Regions from separate parts of the Homo sapiens genome. Here regions 1 and 3 are each linked to region 2. Evidence: read pairs that join two places in POLR2A ChIA-PET (ENCODE). Cell type or tissue: K562. All regions are shown on one strand.

The links. ChIA-PET counts read pairs that join two places held together with the same protein. Peaks named below come from ENCODE experiments on the same cell type or tissue, not always from the same donor. Only the 100,000 strongest peaks of a DNase experiment are listed, where the experiment ranks them.
Region 1: POLR2A ChIA-PET joins it to region 2 with 5 read pairs; 1 of 35 experiments calls an interaction of 5 or more read pairs at or near these places.
Region 3: POLR2A ChIA-PET joins it to region 2 with 7 read pairs; 2 of 35 experiments call an interaction of 5 or more read pairs at or near these places.

Annotation. Positions count from the first base shown.
Region 1 is chrX:152,161,311-152,169,310 of GRCh38, forward strand. GABRA3 (gamma-aminobutyric acid type A receptor subunit alpha3) reads right to left here. Exons shown (of 10, transcript NM_000808.4): 10 at 4,924-7,253. The coding sequence ends at 6,918. Among named protein-coding and RNA genes, the nearest start is that of MAGEA10, 27 kb to the left of the region's middle. In K562, no CTCF peak of the experiment used is centred here; a DNase peak (open chromatin) is centred at 3,881.
Region 2 is chrX:151,970,727-151,978,726 of GRCh38, forward strand. GABRE (gamma-aminobutyric acid type A receptor subunit epsilon) reads right to left here and starts at 3,950. Exons shown (of 9, transcript NM_004961.4): 1 at 3,844-3,950. The coding sequence starts at 3,899. In K562, a CTCF peak has its summit at 4,691 (motif pointing right); DNase peaks (open chromatin) are centred at 2,515, 3,525, 4,085 and 4,685; H3K4me3 peaks cover 6,097 bases.
Region 3 is chrX:151,894,479-151,902,478 of GRCh38, forward strand. No RefSeq gene overlaps it. Among named protein-coding and RNA genes, the nearest start is that of MAGEA4-AS1, 13 kb to the right of the region's middle. In K562, no CTCF peak of the experiment used is centred here; no DNase peak of the experiment used is centred here.

The DNA of each region.
Region 1 (8,000 bases), 190 kb after region 2:
TTAAAGGTCACATAGCTCAAGATCCTCATTACACAGGTGACTATTTGAGACCTAGAGATGTGGAGGGCCTATTTCAATTCAGGAACCGTGTTGGGATTAGATGTATCTCCTACATACGTAATATGGTTTGGTTGTGTCTCCACCCCAATCTCATCTTGAATTGTAGCTCCCATAATTCCCATGTGTTGTGGGAGGGACCCAGTGGGAGATAATTGAATCATACTGTTCTCATGGTAGTGAATGCTTCTCATGAGATCTGATGGTTTTATAAGGGGTTTCGCCTTTCGCTTGGCTCTCATTCTTCCTTGCCTGCCATGTAAGATGTGCCTTTTGCCTTCCACCATGACTGTGAGGCCTCCCCAGCCATATGGAACTGTGAGTCCATTAAGCCTTCTTTTCTTTATGAATTATCCAGACTCAGGTATGTCTTTATCAGCAGTGTGAAAACAGACTAATACAATATAAGTGGCAATTAAAGATTGTAACCATCTTTCATGTGCAATAGCTCATTTAATCTTTGTAGTCATCCCTGGGAAAGTTTTATTATTATGCTGTGTTACATAGAGGTTAAATGACTTGCCCAAGTTCACACAGCTGGGACAGTGGTATATCCCAGATTAGAACTCAGTATTCCTGCCTCCCTGTGCCTGTATCTTTTTACCATTCACACTAGTTCCAACCACCACAAGCTTTTTCCCATGATCATGTTGGTATCTTATTTTTCTCATGGATTTTGACAGAGACCATTCCTGATCCAAGCCTCTTACATGGCCACATATTAGTACTTACAAGAGGAAAGGGCCACCTGCCCAAGATCCAGGCTCTGCTGCATCTATCATCATGGCTTCTTGAAAGGGATTGCAGTGTGACCATGCCCTAAAACCAAAGTGCCTAGAACTGATTTACCAGCTGAGGTAACCATAGACCAGAAGACCAACCTTGGGCAACATATCCCATTTACCTTGACATGGAGGAGGTCTGCTGGTGCCATTGAAGCCTGGAAAATTTGGCTCATCATAGCACACCAGCTCAGCATGGATATTGTTTGAAGAAAGCAGACAGCTTCAGGGTCAGTAGCAGCTTCTTCTGACTACAGCATGGAGGGAATGTGGTGACTTAAGAAGACCTTGGATTTCACTAGTACTAGTTCTACTGGGAGTTCACTGGCTCTCCACTTTGCCAGTAAGAATTCATTAAACTTTCCTAGATTTCTTCCTATCAAGAGGCAGGGAGATGATCAGTATGATTCTAGGCTAGATCTGTATTTCAGAAAGGAGGCCCAGCTCGAAGTGTATGAATACCCTAGAGCTGTTACCCAACATGACATATGCAGGTATAAAATTTCATTTGCTGGAATGCAGAGTCAAGCCTCCAGCCTTGTGCAGCTTTTAGTGCTATTCTGTTATTCTGAGGCTACAATAAAACCTAGCAGCCTGCAAAAGACCTAGCAGTGTTGTTATTATCCTTCATGCACCTTTGTGCATTTTATTTGACCCTTCAGTGATCTGAATGAGGATGTGTTTGCTGGTTGGCAAGGGTGAAGAGAGGCTTCAAGGAAGGGAAACTCTAAGACTTTGAGTCTACAGGATGTTGGCTTGGAATGGAGACGCCAATCGTAAGGGCCAGCAAGTGGCTTTCCCCAAAGCAGCTCACATGTGTTGCTAGCACCTTTCTGAACTTGTCAAAGCCAACCTTTTGAGATAAGTCATCAAAATGATGGCATGCAGCCAGGTTCTCAGGTATATGACATGTTGTGTCCCTTGTACCACCTTTTAAGTCCAGAGCCATTATATTCATCATCCACCCTAATGGGTAGAATGTCTGGATAGTTAGGACAAATATGTTTTGCTGTATACTTCATGAAGATTTATCTCACTTCTGGGCCTTTGTGCATCCTGTCTGGAATACCCATTATCTTTCTTGCTTGATAAATTCTGAATCATCTTTTGAAGCCCAACTCAGAAGTTATTTTATTCAATAAGTATTCGCTGAGTTTAGACTCTGGTTTTGATCCTACACTTGTGTACAAGGACAGCTCTCCCTCACGGTTCTTAGTCTAGTGGGAGACTGCAATAAAACATGGTGAGTGTTGGGGTAGTGAGAGCAATACAGAGTGTAATAGAAGCACACAACATGGCAAAGCATCCAGTCTGGAAGGACACAGGCCTGAGAGATGTGACTTTTTAGGTGAGAGCTTGGGGGTGAGCAGACATCAGCCAGTGAAGGCAAGGAGAAAACGAACTTGCTAGACTGAGGAAACACCCTGCATAAAGTCCATAAGTTATATTGGGACTTGATGTGCAGTTGATGTGGTTGATGAAATGTGAGTGAGAGGCAGGCATTGTGAAAACAGGAGGCTGAGGAGTGAACAGGACCATGTCACACAAAACTTTGAAGGTGAAGGCTAGAGTTTGAATTTTAGTCTATGTGCAGCATGCCATTGGAGGGTATTCAACAGGCAAGTGAATGATCTAGTTTACTATTTAAAAGGATAGCTCTGTAGTGTTCCGGTGAGAGATCATGATGGAGCCTTGGACTGGGGTACAGGTAGTAGAAGTAGGGCTAATATGGGATTTAAGTTGGAGGCTGAGCTTTCAAGATTTTCAGATGTACTAGATGTAAGGATGGGAGAGAGAGGCTAAGAATACCTCATAGGGTTTTGGCCTGAGCATCTGGGTGAGTGACGTTCTGATTTATTGACAAAATAATGACCAAGGGAAGAACTGTGAGGGTGGAGGAATCAAGAGTACTGTTTTGAACTTGTCAAAAAATTTGATGTGAAAGAACTAAGCTAGAGGTATTCATTTGGCAGTCATCAGCATAAAGGAGATGTGGTGGAGTTTTAAATTATTATCTATCTATCTATTTATTTATTTATTTTTATAGATGGAGTCATGATCTGTCCCAGGCTGAAGTACAGTGGCACGATCATAGCTCACTGCAGCCTCAAAGGCCTGGGCTCAACGGATCCTTCCTCCTCAGCCTCTTGAATAGCAGATTTTATACACATCTGCAAAGTCTTTGGCCCTATCCACCCTTCCTCTTGACTCTGCACTGGCCTTAGGCACACTGCATGACTTTCCAGGCTGGGCCAATAAAAGCCATGCAGCTTCCATTTGGTTCTCTTTGGTTGCTTGTTCATCCCTCTGGAGATGTTTCTTATGAGAACCCAGAAGCCATGCTATAAGAAGCCACAAGGAGAGGCCATGTATAGAAACTCCAGTCAACAGTTCCAGATGAACCTGTCCTTCAACACTCAGAGCCAAGCTGCCAGACATGTGAGTGAAAGCCCCTATCCCCCAATGTGGAACTCAGAACCTCCTTTATCTTCTCAGTTGAAGACTCAAATTTTGTCCTACTGAATAAGACTGGAGCTAGGCAACTAATACTCCTACATCTTACTACAGAATCCATCCCTTTTCACACGGAGCTGGGAAGCATATCCTCCATCCCCAGATGTTCTAGTCAATTAAGTCACCTTCTACTTGTTTGAGTCTTCCCGTCTATGACCCTAGGCATCATGGATCAGAGACAGGCCATCCCTGCGGTGCACTGTCCTATCGGTACAATAAATGTGGTTGTTTTATTTTGGGATAATTTGTTACCCAACAAAAGTTAATGGTAGTATGTGCTAATTGAAGCCATTAGGACAGATGAGAGCACTCAGTGAGAGTGTGGAGAGTGAAAAGAGAACAGGGAAGACACTGGAGGGAACCCCAGCCTTTAAGGGATGAGAGAAGTTGAAAAGGAAAAACATGAGAAACGGAAAGGTAGCAGAGAAAAAAAGCAGGGATATCAGGAGACTATGGTGCTATGGAAACCAGAAAGAGGCATTTTCAAGAATAAAATAGTTTTCAACAGTGTCAAATGCTGACAGGTCAAATAAGATAACTGAAAACTGCCCTTAGGTTTTAGTAACAAGGGCAGTGGTGACTCAGCAAGAAGAGCTTCACTGAGAGCAGATAACAAAATTAGAATTCTTTGAGAAGAGAGGAGCAGAGATGAAGAACAAAAGGAGAGGCTGGGCCTTAGACAGAAGGGAAACCACTTTTTCCAGTGACAGCAGAGAAGGGAGAGGTTGTGAATGTAGATCCCAAGGGCTCAGTCTGTTTGTCATGTGTAGGGACTTCCCTTCTAAGAATTGCTGTTCTTCCCTGAGCTGAAACTTTGGAGAAAAAAAAGGGGGGGAATGTCTGTTTTGTTTCTGCTCTTTGCTCTCAGTTTGCCTGTGGGCCCCCTTCCCGGCACCAGCACCCCCTTAATCTCCTCAATTTAGGATCCAACTTTTCCCATGCTAGAACTGGAGTTGGGGCACTAATGATCCTGTGTCACATCAAGGGAGACCCTGCCACATGGAGCTGAGGGCAAAGATCTGAGTGTGGGATAGGGGTGGGGAGGCTGGGGAGATCACTGTTAGACCTGAGAGTTTAAACCTTGTATTTTCAGGTTTAGTCTCCTAGTTGTCCTTACTTGGTGTACGATCAAATTCCTTTGAAGTTGCCAACTCTTCCAAGTTGTGTAACAGGGAACCAAAAGATGGGGTCGTGTTCCTGGAATGGGAACTGTTGCCAAAGGGAAAATAGTAAGCCATGGAGAAGAGAAATCCTTTAGAATTACAATGAAAATACATTGCTCTATTTCCTGGGAGTGGGTGAATTTAGCAGAAGAAGCAATACAGCTTTTTCATAATATTTCATATTGGGCAATGAGACCCTCGAGTCAATCAAAGCTATGTTTTCACACGAGTTTTACTTTGGATCATTGTAATACATTTCTTGCTCTGGGGGTACCTTTCTTCCATCTTTTTCCAATGGTTGTTAAGAAGCAGAAAGTAATGGTGGCATGAGATTGGGGGTGAAAGCCAAAAACATAGTACTGTCTGTGTTAGGCAAAGAGTGACCAAAGAAAGTTCTGCAGACCAAGTACAATTCAGAAAGGGTTTAATAAACAGCAGCTAAACATTGCACCAAAGCATTTGGAAACACAATTTCTACAGAGAGGCAAAGATCAGGCTTCCATTCTAAGTTCCTTAAGACAACCATTAACAGCCCCGCCCTCCCACCCCCCATATCCCCACATATCCACAAGACTACACTCTTCTAGTCATGAATTTACCTACAGACACAGTCTTAGGAATAATGGGACGGGCATGCATTATCCCAGCAATGGCAAGGAAGCAGGGGACGGGGAAAGGATGGATGAAAAGGCAACCAGCAGCTAATGATACACCCCTTAGGAGCTTTGTTCAGCCGGTGGGCAGGGAGAATCTGCTTGTGGTGCCCTCTGTGGCTTTACCCTGGGCTTCTAGGATACTCTGGACTAGTGCAGGTATTCAGAGCCAAAGTGGCTGGGGCTGCCATCATAAACAGTCTCATTCTCTTGGGCTGAGACTATTAAAAGTGATCTTCTTGGGTGACACATTGTGACTTTCTAAAAACCTTTTTGGTGCCCAACCAAGTTCCACTAGTGACCCAGAAGGCCCGCTGAGATTGTGCTGATTCTGAGGTCACGGTGGACCTGGCTTCTCAGTCCTTTATTTTGGCCTTTGGAAAGGGGCGCACGATAGCTCTTTATTAAAGACACTTGTAAGGAGCCTAGGCAAATCATTCAAACTTCTGGGATTCAGTTTATCTACCTTATAAAAATTGCGTATTTATGCCTGTGTCTTTTACTCACATTAAGATTAAGAACAAATGGCCTCTAAATAATATATTATAAAATTGGCAATAAAGTTAATGATCTAGTTGACTCAATATTGACTAGAGATATTTATTTGTATGAATTTCCAATTCACCCCTCATAGAATCGGCATCAACAGAGGACCGGAGGTTCCCGATATGGTGGGAGAAAAGTGCCTGGGCCAGGGTGTGGAATGTGGAGTGTATGGAAGGAAGAATTTGACTTTCATCTGCCAGTAGCCTTCTCTTTTGAGCCAGACTTCAATCCTCAACTACCATCCACTCCAAACCTCTTACCCAATCCAGTATAGGCTAGTTGCCTTGGCAGGGAGGTGACTTTTGTATCTCTCCCATATTTTAAAAAAATGTTTTTTTTAAATCTAGATCACTTTGTTTCTATTTGCAACTTTTCGATATAAATAAAAAATGCTTGATCATTTTTTCCTGAAAAGTTTACAGGTGGTAATGAGTCCAAATTAAGTAGTGCTCAGTTGGCTACAAGGGTGCCAAAGGCAGTGGGGGAAGAAGATTTTCTGGAGGAGAGATGTACCAAGGAGGGGACTATTTTCCCGAGGGGCTGGACATGGCAGGGCACCAGCCATCTTGGTGCCAGGCTGGCAGAGCTAGTTCTATTTATTTTGGCCATACATGGTAGACGGTGGTTAGTACCAATTGTCCCCACTAATTTCCAAACCAATAAATGGGTTGGGGGTGTAGAACTGGCTCCCACCTTTGCTATCAGTACTTATGCCTAGTAGGCCTTGCTGAAGGCAGGGGAGGTGGCACGCAGGATCACATGGCCTAGCCTAACCTGGCTGCCTAGTAAGTTAGAGTCATCTGATCTAGATGGGAGTCAACAATTCTCCTTGTTCTGGGCCTCTCAAACAGCCAAGGCTTCCACTATGGAGAGTAGAATCTCTTGTTCTTTTTGCAGCGGGCAGAGTGCAATAAAATACATGCAGTGCCCTCAGCTAGGGGAGATTGGCAGACTAAGATGAGCAACTGGACAAATGGCAGTGTTTGGCTTTGATGGGGTTATACTGGGCAATATTGGAGGGACAAGTAATTTTTCTGTAGTTATTTTTTGCGTAGAGATTCATAAATATGAATTGAGGGTCACAGCTTGGTAGAGGGGTAAAAAGGAGAATCCTGAAATACGCGAAGGGGAGCCCCGGGGTTTGGGTGCCTGGATGCTTCACGGGGTATACAGTGCTCTGGTTGCTGCACTGCCACCACTATCTACTGTTTGCGGATCATGCCCTTGATAGCTGACTCCCGGTTGACATATGTGGCCCAATAGACCAGATTGAATATGGCAAAGAGCACAGGAAAGATGATGCGGGAAATTTTGTCAACCTTGCTGACACTGTTGTAGGTCTTGGTCTCAGTCGGGCTGTCCTGCACGTAGGTGGCCTTGGGTGAAGCAATGATTGTTGGGGTTGAGGAGGCACTGGGAGCAGCGCCCTTGGAGATGGTGGAAAATTCAGTGTCCTTGGCCAGGTTGATGGGATAGGTGGTCCCCACGATGTTGAAGGTAGTGCTGGTTTTCTTTGCTGGGGCTGCTGGTGTTTTCTTCTAGAGGCCAGGAAAAAGAGGGGGGGAAAGGGAGAAAAAAGCAAAGCTAATTAATTCATTACACAGAGAACCTTCAGAGGCTGCAGGGAGGAGGAGCCATGAGGGAAGTTAAGGCACAGGGGCCATGTAGCCAATAGCACTAGTAACCAGGTTTGTGTCAAGGAATAACTGAAGATGAGTATGAAAAGAGAAAACGTGCATCATCCTGGCTCACGAGCTATGTCGCTTTGGCTAAGTCACTTTTCCTCTTCATGCCTCAGTTTCTTCATCTGTAAAATGAGGATCAAAATAATTTTCAGGATTGTTGAGAGGATCAGATAAGAGAATGGAGCTAGAAATCGCCAATAAACTGTGGAATGTTGGTCACATGTGGAATCTTATACATCATGTGATTCGATCCTCAGAGCAACCCCTATGAGGTAGGTGGATGAGATTACTCCCATTTGACAGATGAGAAAACTCAGCCTCAGACTAAGTGGCAGAGCCTAACTTGCAATCTGGGTAAGAGATTTTTATCTAGGGCTACACTGTGCTGCTTTCTATAGGCCCCGGACACTTTTTGGTTACCCAAGAAATAACTCCAGAAGGCCGTGACCATCAAGTGGCACATCTCCTGTGAGGAAGAGAGCTTGGTGAGTCTGAAAAGTCATTTTGTCATAAAGACAATACATACCATGGCATGTTGACATGCATCATTACAACAGCTTCCCACCCTTCATGCAGTGTAACTGTTCAGCAAGCTCAGGA
Region 2 (8,000 bases):
CTGTGACTAGCCTTGGCCTCTAGTCAGCCTGACCAGCACCAACCAGGAGTGAGGAGCAGGCAGAGGGCCAGGGCTGAGAGGAATGCTTGCGAAAGCCAGAGCGGCCTCTCCCAGAGAGGACCAGAAAATTGTGGGAATATTTTGCGGTTTTGTTGGTTGTGTAATACTCGTTGCACTGGGGGCAGGGGAAGGGGATGAAGGGAAGGAGGCTAAAGAGCAGCCTTTGTGGGTGTCTAAACAGGAAAGGCAGGAGTCCTCCACCCACAGACAGCCATCCAGGAACTGGCTGCCCAACAGGAGTCCACCCTGAGCTCCACAGCCATGCACCACAGCCAAGAAAAAGAAGAAGATTAGTAAGAATAATTGAATTAAACAAAAATGTTAAAGGCCATCTGCCAAGGTATGAAACTCACCGATGGTGTTAGAAGTCCGGATAGTGCTGCCTTTGCTGGGAGGCAGTGACAAAGGGGGCTTCTGAGGTCCTGCTCACATTCGGGTCCTTGATTTGGCTTTCTTTACACCGCTGTGGTCATATTCTGACAACTCATCAGCTGTACACTTATGATTTGAGCACTTCTCTGTATACATGTTCTAATTCCATAAAAAGTGTTTTTAAAAATCAAAATGCCCCACTTGCTAATATCTGGATCTTATTTTATTTAAAAGCAAACTCTTGAAAAACAAACAGAAATCATTTATGACACAATAGGAGAGATTTGAACACTGAGTGGACAGTTGAGACATGAATAAATTATTCTTTAATTTTTGGTGTAATTATGGTATTTTCTTATGTTTGTGAAATATTAATGACTAGAAATACATACTAAAACAATTACATATAAAATGATATGATGTCTGAGATATGCTTCAAGACAATCTAAGTTGGAATTGGAGGGTGGGTGGTGTAAAAGAAAATAAGAGTGGCCATGAGTTCACAAACAATGGGGGTGCACTGTTCCCCCTACCTTTATATGTCTTTAAAAAATTATAATTAAAAGTCTTTTTAAAAGCCATCGTCCCATATTAATCTGTGATACTGGAAGGCAGGAGAGTGGTTTCCTTTGGGGAGGAAAGTGTACGGGGACAGGCATTTTGGAGATGCATGCGTGTGTGTGTGTGTGTGTGTGTGTGTGTGTGTGTCTGTGTGTGTGTGTGTGTGTGTGTGTGTGTGTGTGTGTGTGTGTGTGGTGAGGGGGTTGCAATGCTGTATTTCCTGATCTAGGTGTTGGTTACACGGGCCTGTTTACTTGTGAAAAGCCACTGAGCTGTTCACTCATGATGTCTATGCTTTTCTACTGGCACGTCACACTTCCAAAAGGATTTTTTTAAGCCATAAGGCAATTTGTTTCCTAAAATAAGGGGTAAACAGGGCAAGAGACGTTGGCATGACCCCTGTATTGCGGACCAAGGGACTGCCAACTTAAGAAGCAAAATGCATTTTTTCTGCAGTATTTCAAGCTGTTAGAATTGCTTAAGTGGCATACAGATGTGCCAAATCCACACCATTTCTCATGTCTGAAGTGGCTACTTCCCATTGTGGGCGAGGGAAGAACTGGGCTTGGAAAATACAGTTTCTACTTTCAAATGCCATATCTAGAAGATGTCCTCTTTCCCTGAGGCCAAACTCCCAGCCATCTCAAAAGATAAGGGCCAGTGACTATGGGAAGAGAGGAGGAAAAATGGAGCCCTGAGACCCTGTAAAATGAGTGATGTGGCTGGAAACGTGGCACAATCAGAACTGGCAGTCAGTGGTAGACTGAGCACTGCCAGACAGGACCACCTAAACGCCTGAAGCAGCCCCTCCCAGATGTCTGAAATCCATGGACGAGATCCTCCCCGCTGCCCCAAGTTTAAAAGTGCAGAGGCAAACAAATAAACCTGAAAGCACTGAGACCACCAAAGCCCTCCTGCCCCTAGACTAGGTCTGCAATAAAAATGATATCAGAGGGTCATAAGGTGGCTTTAATCCTAAAATTGGCTTTTGCCAGTTAAAAAAAAAAAACACAACAATAAACAAACAAAACAAAACCTCATCTTGAGGTCCTTGGGGTTAAAGAGCTGCTGACAATGCATACCTTTCCCCAGCCAGCCATTAAGCTCACTTTCGGGGCTAGACAGAATAAAAACTTGAAAAACACTCACACATTGGAATAGTGGCATTTTCCAGGGCAGTTTTTCAGACATTCACATGTCTCTAGACATAATGGTCCAGCATGAAGTTGAATCTCTGCACTACCCCCTCCCAAACAGTCGACTGTTGGTGGTGTGAGAAGTGGGGGGGGGAGGGGCGCATAAGAAAAGATGTTGGATTTTTTTCTAAATCAGATCTTTTTTTTCATTCTACAGATGGACAAACTGAGGCCCAGATAGAGGAAGGACTGTGCCCCAAGTCACACAACTAATTTGAGGCTAAGCCTGGACCAGGGAGAGGTCTTCTGGTTCAGTGTGGCCCAGTACACCCCATTGTCACCTCCTCAGCTCTTTCCTGACACCACAGGTTGCTATGCTTGAAGGGCAGTTTCCATTTCCCCAGTCCCTTTTCCCTGCTGTTTTCCTCTCTGACCACCCCTTCTTATTTCCCCCACCCCAGAGCCATCTTTTGCCCTAGCCAGTCACCACGTCAGCTTTCTCAACTAGTCCACATCCCATTTTGAGGGATGTGGATGACTGGAAATTGCTAGCACGCATAGAAAGACATTTATCAAGCTCCTGCTGAGGCTAGCCCCACTCCAGGGCACCAGTGAGCCAGCAAGCAGCTACACATCCCCTTCTCTGATGAGCTAACGCAATCTGGGGTAGGGAGAGAAGCCACCCTCCCTCCCCAGAACAGACAAACAAGACACAAGCCCAGTGCCATGGAATCTTCGAGAAAGCTCCACAGATCAGGAAGCTTGCAAATTTGTGACACTTCACACACAGCAGGAACCATCTCAAAACAACAACAACAAAACGAAGCAGTCATCTTCCACCCCAAAAAGCCACAAATCCAGGGCACGACCCTCCTAGCCAAGTCTCAGGGCGAGGAGAAGGTGTGAGGGAAGATGGTTGTTCAAGGGAAACCTGAAAGGGGAGAAGGGGATTGAAATCTACGGCCCAAACCACAGACTTCAGAGGAGAATAATATTCCTGGCCTCTGGCTCCAGTCTGCCCAAGGCCCAGCAGGGTGTCTAGGGATGAGTTAAGGAAGTGGGAGGCTGTCAGCGGTGGAGAGGGGGCATAGCTGGTGCGGGAACCCTTAGACTAAACCAAAGCTCGTGCCTGAGACTGGCACCAACAGGAGCAGCGGCATGGGAAGCAAGTAATGTCAGAGTTGCCTGGCGCAGTGCCTGGAACTCAGTAGGCACTCTTAAAAAAAATGTGAGCAGCAGAGAACACACGAGGCAACACTCACACATTTTTGGCGCAGCTAAGCTCCCTCAGCCCGCGCACCCCCTTCTCAAAATGCACCTCCGGCCCCCCCAGTAGCTGAAGCCTGCCCTGGCCGGTCACCCCGGGGCCGCTCCCCTGTTCCTGCGCAAGACTCCGAGGAGTGCTTGTCACCAGGCCACCGCAGTGCTTCTGAGAGCGGGAATCCGCGAACTGGAGTCCCGTCTTCCTTCTGGCGTCCTGTCTTCCTTTTGGAGCTCCCCCTCAAGGACCCCGGGAGCCCATCCTACAGTGAGGCGGGCCGAGGCCGGCGCGCATCGAGGGGACGCGGGACTCGGCCAGCCCGCGGTAGGGCCGGGGCAAAGCGGGCGCGGGGCTCGAGGAACGCGGGGCCGCTGGGGTCCCGGGAGCCGTCCCGGCTCCCGGGGAGAGGGAGCTGGGCGCGAAGGGCTCCCGGGTCCCGGGATGGAGACTCACCTCGACTGGAGGATCAATAAGATGCCTAGGAGGACTGGAAGAACTTTGGACAACATTTCCGCGGAGACCGGCGCGACCACCTGCGCGGAGGTCGCGGCTCACGCTCTGGCCGCACTGAGCGCGGGGCGGAGGCTTTTGCTGGGCTCCAACTTTCACTCCTCCCACTCGCCCCGCCCCGTCCCGCGCTCCCCGCCCCAGGCCCGCCCCGATGGAAATCTCCGACGACGTGACGGCTGCTGCGGTGGGGAGCCGGGGAGGCTCGCGCGGGCGCGGGAAGGAGGCGGGAGCCCGGTTGCTGAGGCCCCCCGTCCCCACGCCGCCACTGCGGCGCTGCCAGACAGCCAGGGGCGGGGGAGGCGGAGGGAGGAGGCGGCGAGCCCGCGGCGCGGGGCCTGGGCGGGGGAAACTCGCGCCCCAGGCTGTGGCCGGCAGGGAGCTGCTTCAGGGACAAGATGTGGGGCTGGATGTGCTCACGCCCCAGAGGCGACCCCCTCCTGCCCGCTGGCACGCCGCGGGGTCAAACTGTGCTCTCCAGCCGTGGCTTCCTCCCCGCCACCTGTTGCACCCCATTGCTTCCCCAAGTGTCCTGGCTTCAACCTCCCTCTCTGGTTTTCCCAGCTCTCAGCCCACAATCTTCAGTCCTTCGGAATACAAGTCTTGTCGTATGAAGGAAGCCGGGTAACTCAGCACCTTCCTTGGCACCGAGAAGAAGAGAGACAGGGGTCTCCCCAGCAAGCTCTGATGTGAGGTATTCCACAGGGCAAATTCCCAGGTATTTGGGGGCAGGGAGGACCCGCCAACAGAGGACCAGGCGGAGACATTCACTGGAGAATTTTCTCTGAACCCCAAGGGGGCACTGCCACAATGTGGCTCCCGCTTTGGCCCCAGAAGCTGAGTGTGAGAGGGACCAACTGGAATAGAGGAGGCTTTGGAAACCTCCTTGAGACTGGATGGCCGAATCTTTCTGGAGACTTGGCACCAGGTGATAGCAGAAGAAGACACGAGAAGGCACAGAGGGGGAAGGGGAAGGGGCAGTGCCCCACTTCAGGGGAGACACGTCAAGAGTCTCAAGCATACTTGGACTTCATCTTCTTTCCCTAGACCCTTCTGATTTGCTTCAGAAGGAGAAGGAATGGCAAAGATTTGTGTACCAAGCTGATGCCAGACGCTGGCAGCATCCTCACCTGTTGCTCCAGAAGGGGCTGTGTGCATCCTTGAAGAGGCTTAGCTCTACCACACTCACCTACAACACCCTCTTCACCACCCCACCTCCCAAGCACATCACTCTGCTTTGTCCTCTTCACAACACTGCTCACTCATTGATGATTATCTTGGGCATTTTTTATGAGCTTGTTTACAGTGGGTCTCTCCTACTGAAGTAAGCTCAGGGACAAACACACACATGCATACACACAAAATGTGTCTGTTGGGGTCTCCACTGTATCCCTAAGACTTAGCAGAGCTCTGGGTACACAATAGGCACTCAACCAAATGTGTCACTGATTTGTGTGCAGCTGTGTGTGTCCTACTACCACTGAGTTAGTCCACTAGGACCTGGGGCTGCCTTCAGACTACGGTGCAAGACAGAAGAGACTGCAGGACATGTTTAGGCTTGCACAGCCCCTCACCCCCGCCCCCCGACACACACCGGGAAGAGCCCCATACTTTCTTTCATGCTTTGCTGCTGAAATTTTTAATAATTTTTGAACAAGTGGACCTGCATTTTTCTTTTTTCCTGGGCCCTGCAAATTATATAGCCAGTTTTGCCCTGGGCAGAAATGCCGCAGAGCAGGGAACAGGCAAACACGCGGCTTTGCTGAGGCCATGAGGAAGAGAAGGCTGCCAGTCCATCCGCCTGCCGTCCTGTCCAACACCAGACTGCTATGGAAAGGAGCATGTCTGCCCTTACTGTAGCCAGCCTGGGATTTGAAGTGTCCTGTATGCATGTCTCTTCCTCCACTGACATTGGACCTCCGGGAAATGAAGGTTTGTCTGATTTACCTGTATTCCCCTGGGTTGAGCACAGTGACCAATGACCAGTAGGCATTAATTACGTTTGCTGAATGAGCGACTGAATCCCAGGCAGACAAAGGAAGCAAGTGATTACAGCTCCCTCATCAGAGATTCCCAGGCACTTTTCTCTTACAGGTTGATATTAATCATACTTTGCCATCTTCCTTATAAACCTCATCGAAGGGATAGCTCATCCACAGGATAGCTGTGAGGATTTGTGGAGGCTACAGAATGTTATTATTATTTTGTAGTTTTTCAAGTATTTGCCACATGCTTGTCTAGGTCAGGCCATCGACTTTATGATAGAGGAATATATGGCAAGGACTCAGATGATGTCCTGGCCCTTACATATGTTTTTCAAGAGAGGAGTGGGAACTTGTGGTAAAATTAGTAAAAAATTACTATTTTTTCAAAAATTACTAACACAAGGTACAAAGTCATGAGGGCCCCAGAGTTCCCAGGAAAACACTTATGTGATCTCTAGCCTCTCAAAGCAAGAAAAGGGTATTATAGGCAGCAGAGGTGCAGAGATGGACATTCCAAATTGAGAGCCAGCCAGGGTGTTGAAACCAGCTATGTGTGGTGTTTGACAGAGAACAAGGAGGAGATTGCCTGAGGCATTTGTGAAGAGAAATTTTTGGAGATAAAGCTGGAGTGGGAGGCTGGCCAGGCAATTGCACTTTATCCTGTGGGCAACAGGGGAGTTGCAGACGAGTACCAAAAGGGTACATTGTACGTCCAAACGTTGTTTCCAAAGATCCCTCTGGTGGGGGTAGGCGGGAGAGTTTGCGGGATGGAGAGCTGGAGCCTCTTTTCTCCCAGTGAACAGGATCAGAGCCACAGGGATGGCCAGAAGAGGAGCCGCAGGAGGGAGCAACATCTAAGATGTACAACTGACAGATGGAGTTGGGGAGGAGGCAAAGGAGGGAGGTTTGTTGGAAAAGGCTCACAGGGTCTTCCCGGGTGACCAGGGTGGCAGAACAGAATAATGAAGGCAGGAGGAGGAGAAAGAGCTTTTAGTCACAGCCATGATAGCAGCTCCCTGCATTTTGCATTTCACTTTTTAAAGTTCCATTAGAAATAAACATTCTCATTTAGTGTCTAGGTACGTGTGTGTGTGTGTGTGTGCGTGTGTGTGTGTGCATGTGTGTGGGTGCACACCCCTCTCCCTGGCTGTTTGTACTTCAGATGTGCTTCTCTTCAACTAGATATTCAAGCTGAATATAAACAAAACTGTTAATACAGCAGCTGTGTTTTCATAACTAAACCAAACTACCCATTGATTGGAATAGCAGTGAGCAACCCCCTTGTCAGTTGTGAATTATCAAATTAAATAACCAACAGCAAACCACCATGTGACCTACTATATATGTGATTTAGGGACAAAACCAGAGTTGCTGGTCATAAAGTCTGTGTGTTCATGCCCTAGCATGGCCTAAACTGTAGCACATGCACACATGCTTTTCTTATTAGCTCAAGGAAAAAATACCAGCCCAGACAAATCTTACATGGCTCTTAGCTTGTTAAGTACCTGGGCTTGCAGCAAGACCGAGATGCCAGGGACACTGGGGAAAGCACCTAGAGAAAGAACTATGTACAGGGCTAAGCCAAGTGCAGAAGTGGATGAAGGAGCAAGCAGGGGACAACCAGGCTTCAAAGCAGATAGACTAACAATGGAGGCAGAGGCAGTACAGGGTAGTGACCAGACCTCTGTGCTCCACTGCACACAGGGCACAGGTTGAATTTCAGATCATCCCCTAACTACTGGCTAAATGACTAGGAGCAAGTTCCTTAAAGCCCCTGAACCTCACATTACTCACTTGTCAAATGGAAATTATAATACTTCCCACCTCACGTGGCACCTGTGATGATTCAATGGCAAAGACCAGGTAAAGCAGTTAGCACCATGTCTGGCACATGGTCAGTACTCAACAAAGCTTACCTGCCATTCTCAACATTACTATTATTAGCTAATAACTGATAAATGACAGCGCAGGCACACCTGGTATCCTTGAGGTCTTGAGTAACACCAGGAAGTATCTGGCCAAAGAGCAAGACCTCAGCCCTAGACATACACTGCAGAGCAAGGGCTCATGTCCCAAGGCGGTTGAAATGCTGTGGACAAAACAGGATTCCAGACCTCA
Region 3 (8,000 bases), 76 kb before region 2:
TTGCACAGTGATTGGTGCATGGGGGATTTTCAGTAAATGCCCACTAACAAGGTGAGTAGGGAATGCTCTCTTGGGGAAAGTCCTGGTTGAGAGCCTTGCTTCTCAAAGTGTAGCCCCCAGACCATCAGCATCAGGATACTTTGCAACATCTCAGATCCCAACCCAGACCTACTGAGTCAAAATCTGCATTGAATAAGATCCCCAGGTGTTTCTTATGATGATTAAAATGTGAGAAGCACTGTGAGATTTGATAGAAGGAGAGTAATAACTAAAAGAAAACAGAGCGTTCATGATCTTCTGTCTATTACAGGAACGAGCCTAAAGGTCAGAACAGGTTCAAATGCTCACGAAGAATGGGATACTCAGACTGTTCAGAGCAGCCTAGGAGAGCAGCTGGCTGACAGATTCCGCCTGGTCTCCCGATCATGTCTGTCCCATCAGGACCAAGCAGCGGGTGCCATGGCTGTGGGGTTTCACAGCCAATATAAAGCCAAGTGCCCTCAGAGCTGGCTCCTTGGCTGAAGTCGGCCAGCCAGTGACCAAAGCCAGCTTGTTACATCATCAAGCCAGTCTGTCCTAGAACTTTGCATCTGACTTGTTTAATCCAACTCTGATCCAAGTTCATAAAGAACACAAATCATTTCCACTAAATCCTCAGGTTTCTGTTAATTTGGCCAATGTCTTTTCTTATTGTATTCATATATTTTTAGAGAATGGAAGCAATTTTAGCTTAATTAATGCCATTATACATAGGAAAAGCCACAGCCATTTCCAAGAGATTGAAAAAGTCACTATGCTCCAAATCACATGCATTTCTCAGTTGGTCCAGGAGACAAAAAAGTCTTCTTTCTAATTAGTCATTTGTGGTGCCTTTTCCATTTGAAAATATTATTTCCATTTAGTTCTCCTGGGTCCAAAGTATTAGCACCCCTTCTCCATCTCAAAAAGAATTGGAATTTTCCAAGTTCACTCATCCACTCTCTGCTGCCAACTTTTCCTGAGGCAGGCCTCCAGGAAGCTGTCAGCCAATGTCAATGAGCAGACAGATGCGGAGAATTATCCAAAAGCTCAGATGCTGAAACCCCAGCTAAGTTACCCCCACCAGACCTCAGATCACATCCCCTGATCATGTGCCCCTATCCTTTGAACTCAATCCCACTGAAGTCACTTCTCTTTGACCTCAGACAGTTCTTCGGCCACGGGGTGCATCCCTTTAATCCCAGTGCAGCAGGTTCCTTCAAGCCTCTGTTCCTTTCATCCCAAGCCAGTCCCCCAATACATGATGGATCAGTGGAACAACTTTGTCCCCAGAACTCTTGATCCTTGTGCATTTATCTCTTTCTCCTGCATCCACTCAACAAAATCATATCCCTGGATGAACTAATAATCCATAATCCTATTTCTTTTCTTTTAGACCCAGCTCTGAGGCTAGCGGGGGCAAATCACACAACCATGATTAGCCTCATTATAAATCAGGGTTTGTCCTCAACTGAGCAATCACTGCTGCAAGGGAATATTTTTCCATGGCCATAGTGACCTTCTCCTCCAGTTTTCATCCAGCAGATAAGGCTGGACAGTTAAGTTGTAAATGAGTGGCAAGCTCAAAAAGTCTTGTACGACTGCAAAGAAACTGGCCAGCAAGACTTCTCGAATGTTTACATTCACCAGTCACTAAAATAAACACTTTCTGCTTTCCTCAAGCCTCCTAAATATTGTCATGTTTCTTGCCTATAGAAAACAACTTTGCTCTTACTTCCTTGAAAACATGGAGGCCATCAGAAATTAAATCTCTTAACTCCCTGACTCTGCCCTGCTATCGATGTATGAGTCTTCTCTGACCACTTCACCTCCAGGCTCAGAGGGGTCTCTCCTTCTGTTAAAGGTAAGCATTTCTCCCACACTCATACCCCTAAGTCCTTAATATGTCCCCTTCTGTCTCCTCATCGCTTTTTCCTTTTCTCTCCTGCTCCTTCATGCTCCTTTTCTCTAAGGTCTTCTCCAAACTTGAAAACACATTCAAATTGCTGCAGTATAAAAGAAAAAAAGATTCTCATAATTATTTTTTAAAACTCATAAACCTATGGCCTATAGTTTTTCTTTTTAAATCCAGCTTTATTGATGTATAATTAGTGTACAGAAAAACTGCACTACGGCACGTAATTAATGCATACAATTTGGTGAGTTTGGATATGCATATACAATCATGTTATCTTCCAACCACCATATCTTTCCCCCACTCCCTCCACCACTGTCAAACTCTTGGAAAGAGACATGTATGCTTATTGTTTCCACCCCTTACCAACCTCCCACTTGCTTATTAATCTACTCTACTGCTCTGGCCTCTACTCACTACTCCACAGAAAACCACTCACGTCAAGGTCAGCAATGACATCCAGATTGCTAAATCCATCATTAAGTCTCAGTCCTGTTTTTACTTGACCCCTTAGTAACACTGAAGACTGTTGGCCATGCCTTTCTGGAAACACTCTACTTCTTTGACTTACGATTTCTCTCCTCATTCTCTTTGGGGTTGCCACTTCTTTAACTATCTGTCAAATATTACACAACCCAGGGTTCCTTTCTTAAGGCTATAACTTTTTCCCTGGACAGTCTTCTCCACTATCAAGGTTCCAACCACCACCTCTAAGCTCAAGACACTTCTCCCCACAAAAACTTTTACTTGGAGCTCATAGCTCTCCTGACTTCGTAATGCATATAACAAACTATCCACACAACATCTCTAACTGCACATCCCACAGGCATTTCAAAGGCAGCAGAGCCAAACTGAACTCACCACCTCATCCTTACCCTACCCCATGCAACTTAACTGCTTCCCTGTGTTTCCTATTTCAGTGAATGATTGCATCATCCTCACAGTCACCGATGTAGTGACTTTGGGAGTTATCCAACTAATCTCCATATCCTGCTGATTTTTGTTTGATTTACATTTCTCAAGTCGATCCCTAGCTTTTCATCCCCATTGCCATTATATTAGTCTAGGTTCTCATTATTTTTTCTCTTAACTATTGCAACTACACCACAAGAAGTGGCCTACCAAGGTATGGGTTATTGATTGTAACATACTCATTTTAGTATCAGTGGCACTTTGGAGTCTGTAGGTAACTTAAAAGTAGAAAATGCAACTCTGACTCACAGATTTGTTGGCCATGTTATTGATTTCGCTTTCTCTGGATGAATGTCATGGGAGCTTGGGCAATGTCTCCAATCTATCTCCAAAAGAGAAATTCTGTAAATAACCCATATAAGAAAGAGAAAACTTCCTTTCCCTGTCATAACATTTTATAGCCCTTTCCAGGTTTAACCTCATGCCAACACTGTAATAACTCGCATTACATTTCTAGGAGAGAAGAGAAAAATCAACTGCTGCCAGAGTGAACTTTACCTTTACATTGCATATGTGATTCCTGGGGTGTCCCCTCTATCTTCTTGTGAATTCTCAACATTTTCTGACGTTTTTTAGAAAAGCACTGAAGGTACAAAACTTTACTGTATACCTTTGCACATACAGTGTCTCTAGGTCACCCTTTCATCTCTGGCCTCACTACTAATTCATTCCAAGTTATTAATTGATTGACTTACAAAGGTCCTGCATAATCTGGCCCCTGACTACCTCCCTGTTTGCATCTCTTACCATTTTCCTTGCTTTACTCCTTCCAGTTATACTGATCTATTTCCTGTTCTTTGAATAAGCTGCTTTCAACCTCAAGGCCTTTACACTGATTGTCTCATTTTCTTGAATTACTTTCATCCAAGAACTTTGTATGGTTTCTTCCTTCACATTATTCAAGTATGAGCTCAACTTTTAACCCTGGAGAAAGTCCTTTCCTAACCATCTTATACAAATTAGCATCCCCCTACCCCAAACATTATCCCATTACTGTGTTTTATTTCCTGCAAGCCATCATCATTATCAATATTTTTGTTTACTTTATTTATCTGTTGGCTTATTTATCATCTGTCTCCCCACACTACATTTTCAATTTCCTAGTGGCAGAAGCTGTATCAATCCTCTTCACCACTGTAGTACTGGAAGTTCAGTAGGTTATCCATAAGTGGTTGCTGGATGGATTAGTAAATGTCCACATGACATAGACCTGGTATATTAATCAAGGGAGAGGCAAAGGTAGAAGAATTCTAGGTCATCACAAGTTCAGTAAGTATTACAGTACAGGAGTCTGAGGAAACAATGGCAAAAATAATACAAAGCAGATAAAATGTAACTCCAGATCCTCTTCTCCCCAACAGCATATACACTTAAACCATGAACCCAGGGAAATGTTCTCTAATTCTGACAGAAGCCTCCCTTAGAACTTCGAAAATGTTGTTGAGGATGTTGTTCACTAAGTCCATCTTGTCCTCTTTATGAAGATCCCTAGAAGCAATTTCTTTCTCATGTATTACGTGAAATAGTTTTGCTTCTATGAGCCAGCGGTTGGTTTTTGTCTTTCGAACCCTGAGGATCATGTAAAGGAGAGTTTTTCTCCTAGAACCGGCTGCTAAAAAATTCCAGGCTAAGCCAAAAGTACAGAATCCCACAGCATGCGTGGTTTGCACAAACTTATCCCTGGCTCCATCTTTTTTCTTCTAATTTTTATTTTCCTTGAGCCCTGACACCCTGATCTTTAAAAAATCCAATTGTATCAAAGTTCTTTAAAAATTTTTACAAATTCAATTTTTAAGCCAGGAGAACTATGTAAAGAAAATACTCTCCTGAGCTTATTTGCCAGGTATACTTTGGTCCTCTGTTGTGACAGGAATGTCCTGTAAATGTAGCAAGTGGATGAAGCAGGAGCTTCCAATTGGTTGGTCTGGATCAGTCAGGGGGTCTTGAAATCTTTATTACTCACCAAGGCTATTTTTGGGAGCTCACCTTCCCTTCTGTGAGGACGGAATCTGAAACTGAGTCTGTAGCTAAGGGAAATCCCTCACTTGCTGCCCTGGCCCCTATCTGGTAACCAAACACTGGCAACGGTCTCCTCTCCCATCCATCCCACCATTAGACTGCAAGCCAAGGTAAGGACTACATCTTCTAGGCAATGGGGAGCTCTTGAAAAGTTTTATGAAAAGTTATCGTAAGGCATATTTCTCCGTCTGCAGGGTTAAGAGAACATTAGAGAGAAATAGGACTAGAATCAGGATGATTTACTAAAAAGCTGTTACAATAAGCTAGGCTAGAAGTAATAAGGGCTATATCAGTCAGGGTTCAACCAGGGAAAGAGAAGCCATTCCAATTTTTTTTTAGAGGATAAATGTAATGCAGGGAACTAGTTACATAGGAGATGGAATTACTGATGAGCCAAATTGCATACGATGAGTCAACCCAGAGATAAGTAACAGCAGGAAATCACTACCAGCCCTTGGCTGGAGAGACAAAGAATGGAACCAGGGTTTCCAGAATCCTGGGACAGGGTCACCTGGTGGAAACTGGAATCATGGAGTGTCTGTTGGTGGGAAATGGAATCACAGGGGAGACGGATGCAGTTTAAGGCAGAGAGAGGAACAAAATATATACCCTCCTGGTTTCCCCCTTCCTCTCACCCTCCAATCTCCCTCCAAGAGGCACAAGAGATTAGAAAATGCAGCCTGAAAAACAGAGTTGAGCAGAGGAAGGGTGATGAATAGCTCTGAGGGCAAATGGACCAGCATAAGGGCCTATATCAAGATGGTGGCAGTGGAGATGGAGATGAGAAGATGGAGTTAGAAGTTATTTAGAAGTGAAATAGGTGGCGTGGTGAGCACTTATTTCCAATTCTGATGACTGCTGGATTAATCATGGTACTCTTGTGTGGGAGTGTAGGAGATGAGGCTGGTTTGGGTCTTATTGAGGCTGAGATGCCTGTTAGGCCTCCAGGTAGAGGGACCTGGGAAACAACCATATACTTAGCTCAGAAGCTCAGGAGAGAGACGAGGCTGGAGAGAGAGAATGAATAATATTAGCCAGGGAGTGTATGATGACAGAGAGGAGAAGCTGGGAGGGTTTGGGGCACAGTCCTGAGGAGCACCCACACTTAATGGTTGGACAGAGAAAACTGAGGGGGATCAGCCGGTAATGAGAAGAGAGTCAGAAGAAAGTGATCTGTGAGAACATAGAGAAAAGAGTATTTCATGAAGGAAGGTTCTAGGTCTTCTATCTCAGTGATTTTGGACAAACCCAGTGCTCTCTTCTCCTATATTCCCTTTCTCCCTACCACCAGCCTCTGCTTGTCTCTACCCTGGCAGTGCCAGGCTTTACAAAGCCTTCAGTTTAAGAGCTTGTAAGCCTTGCTGCCACTATGGACAGTGTCAAACAACAAAAACTGAGCACCACTCCTCCTCTGTGCCAAGCAGCATGCTGGGTAACGTTAGGAGCCACCAAAATGGTTCTGAAGCAGTCATAGCCTTCTGAGATCCTGTCTGGTGGGCTAAGTGAAGTATCCGCATGCTAAGAGCTATTCTTACACAGAATCACATCCTGTAGGCCAGAGCATAAGAAGACATATATGTGAGGCCTCAGAAGGAGCTGGAGAGGGGCAGGTTTCTCCCAGTAGGTGCACCTCAGACAATGCTAAAGAAAGATGAGTCTGAGAGAGGAGGATGGAAGTGTTACAAAGAAAGCCCCGGAGGCATGGATGACGGAGAAATAGGGCCCGAGTTGGAGCTGGAGCAAGGGATTCAAGCCAGGGCAAGTTGAAGACCAGGAAGTAGGAGCAGATGGCTAGGACTGAGAATGGGATATGAGGATCTGAAGGTAAGAGGCCAACTGGCCTGCCCTTCTTGCATTATGGCCTGGTGTGCTGAGCATTTCCACATGTGCTTTTCTGCTAGAGCCACATGCGAACCCTAAGCTCCTAGCATCCTCGCTAAAGCAGCCCCCCACCCCCAGCACTTCCCACCGCTTTTCCTAGTGAATCTCCTTTGTAGCACTCAGCAAACAACGAATAATCTACTTTGGTCATTTATTTATGTATTCTAACCCTCCGCCCTCAATAGACTATGAGCTCCTTGAGACTTTATGTAACTGTCCCCTAGTGCCTGGAACAATCTAGCACAAAATCGGTGTGCGCTAAACATATGTTGACTGACCGAAGTTTAGAAAGGATTTGCAGGGTAGTCCACACTATATAGCTGGGAAACCAAGGCCCAGAAAGATGAGGTGGCTATGGCAAGGCTGCATAGGCAGCAAGGGGCCAAGCTGGAACTGGAATCGATCGAGGTATTCTGATTCTCATTTTGCCCCATCACCATGATGCCACAATTGCTTCTTCACTCCTAGCAGGAGACTCCAGGCCACCTAGAGAGGGAGGCTCATGTGCAGTGGCAGGAGCCCAGGCTTTGAAATCCAAGTTATGGTTCCAATCCTGGCTTTACTCCTTAGTGTCTGTGTGACTTGCAGCAAGTTACTTCACTTTTCTAGCCTCTATTCCTGAGCATGGTAACCTGGACCTCTCAAAACTTTTGGGAAGACTCATGAAGTCCACAGAAACACTGAGAAGAGGGCCCAGCCTCCCACCTTGTGGCTTTTGGTGGTAAGGAAAGATGAGTCTGAGAGAGGAGGATGGAAGTGCTATGAATAAATCCCCAGAGGCATAGAAGGCAGGGAAAACATGGCCTGGGCTGGAGCAGGAGTGACGGATTCAAGCCAAGTCAGTGAGAGGCCAGAGGCAGGAGAAGTGATGAGTGGGGCTCTCCATCAGGAAGACAAAGGCTGATCCTGGGACTTCTCAGGGTATTCCCCCTCCAGTCATCTGGGGGTCTATGAGACCACAAGGTCCTCTGCCTGGCCACTGAACTGTAGTAACCAGTGGCACTGACCCTGCAGGGGTGGAGAGAGGCTGGCAGGACAATCCACATAGCCTATGCAGACAGAGGGAGGGGCAATGAAAGAATAGTGGCACACTCTTAGAGGCACACATAGGCAGGTGAAACCACAGGGAACAGCCACATTTTCCCTGGATGATCCCAAGCCTGCCAGGCAATAGCAGCTCAGCTCTGCCATTGAT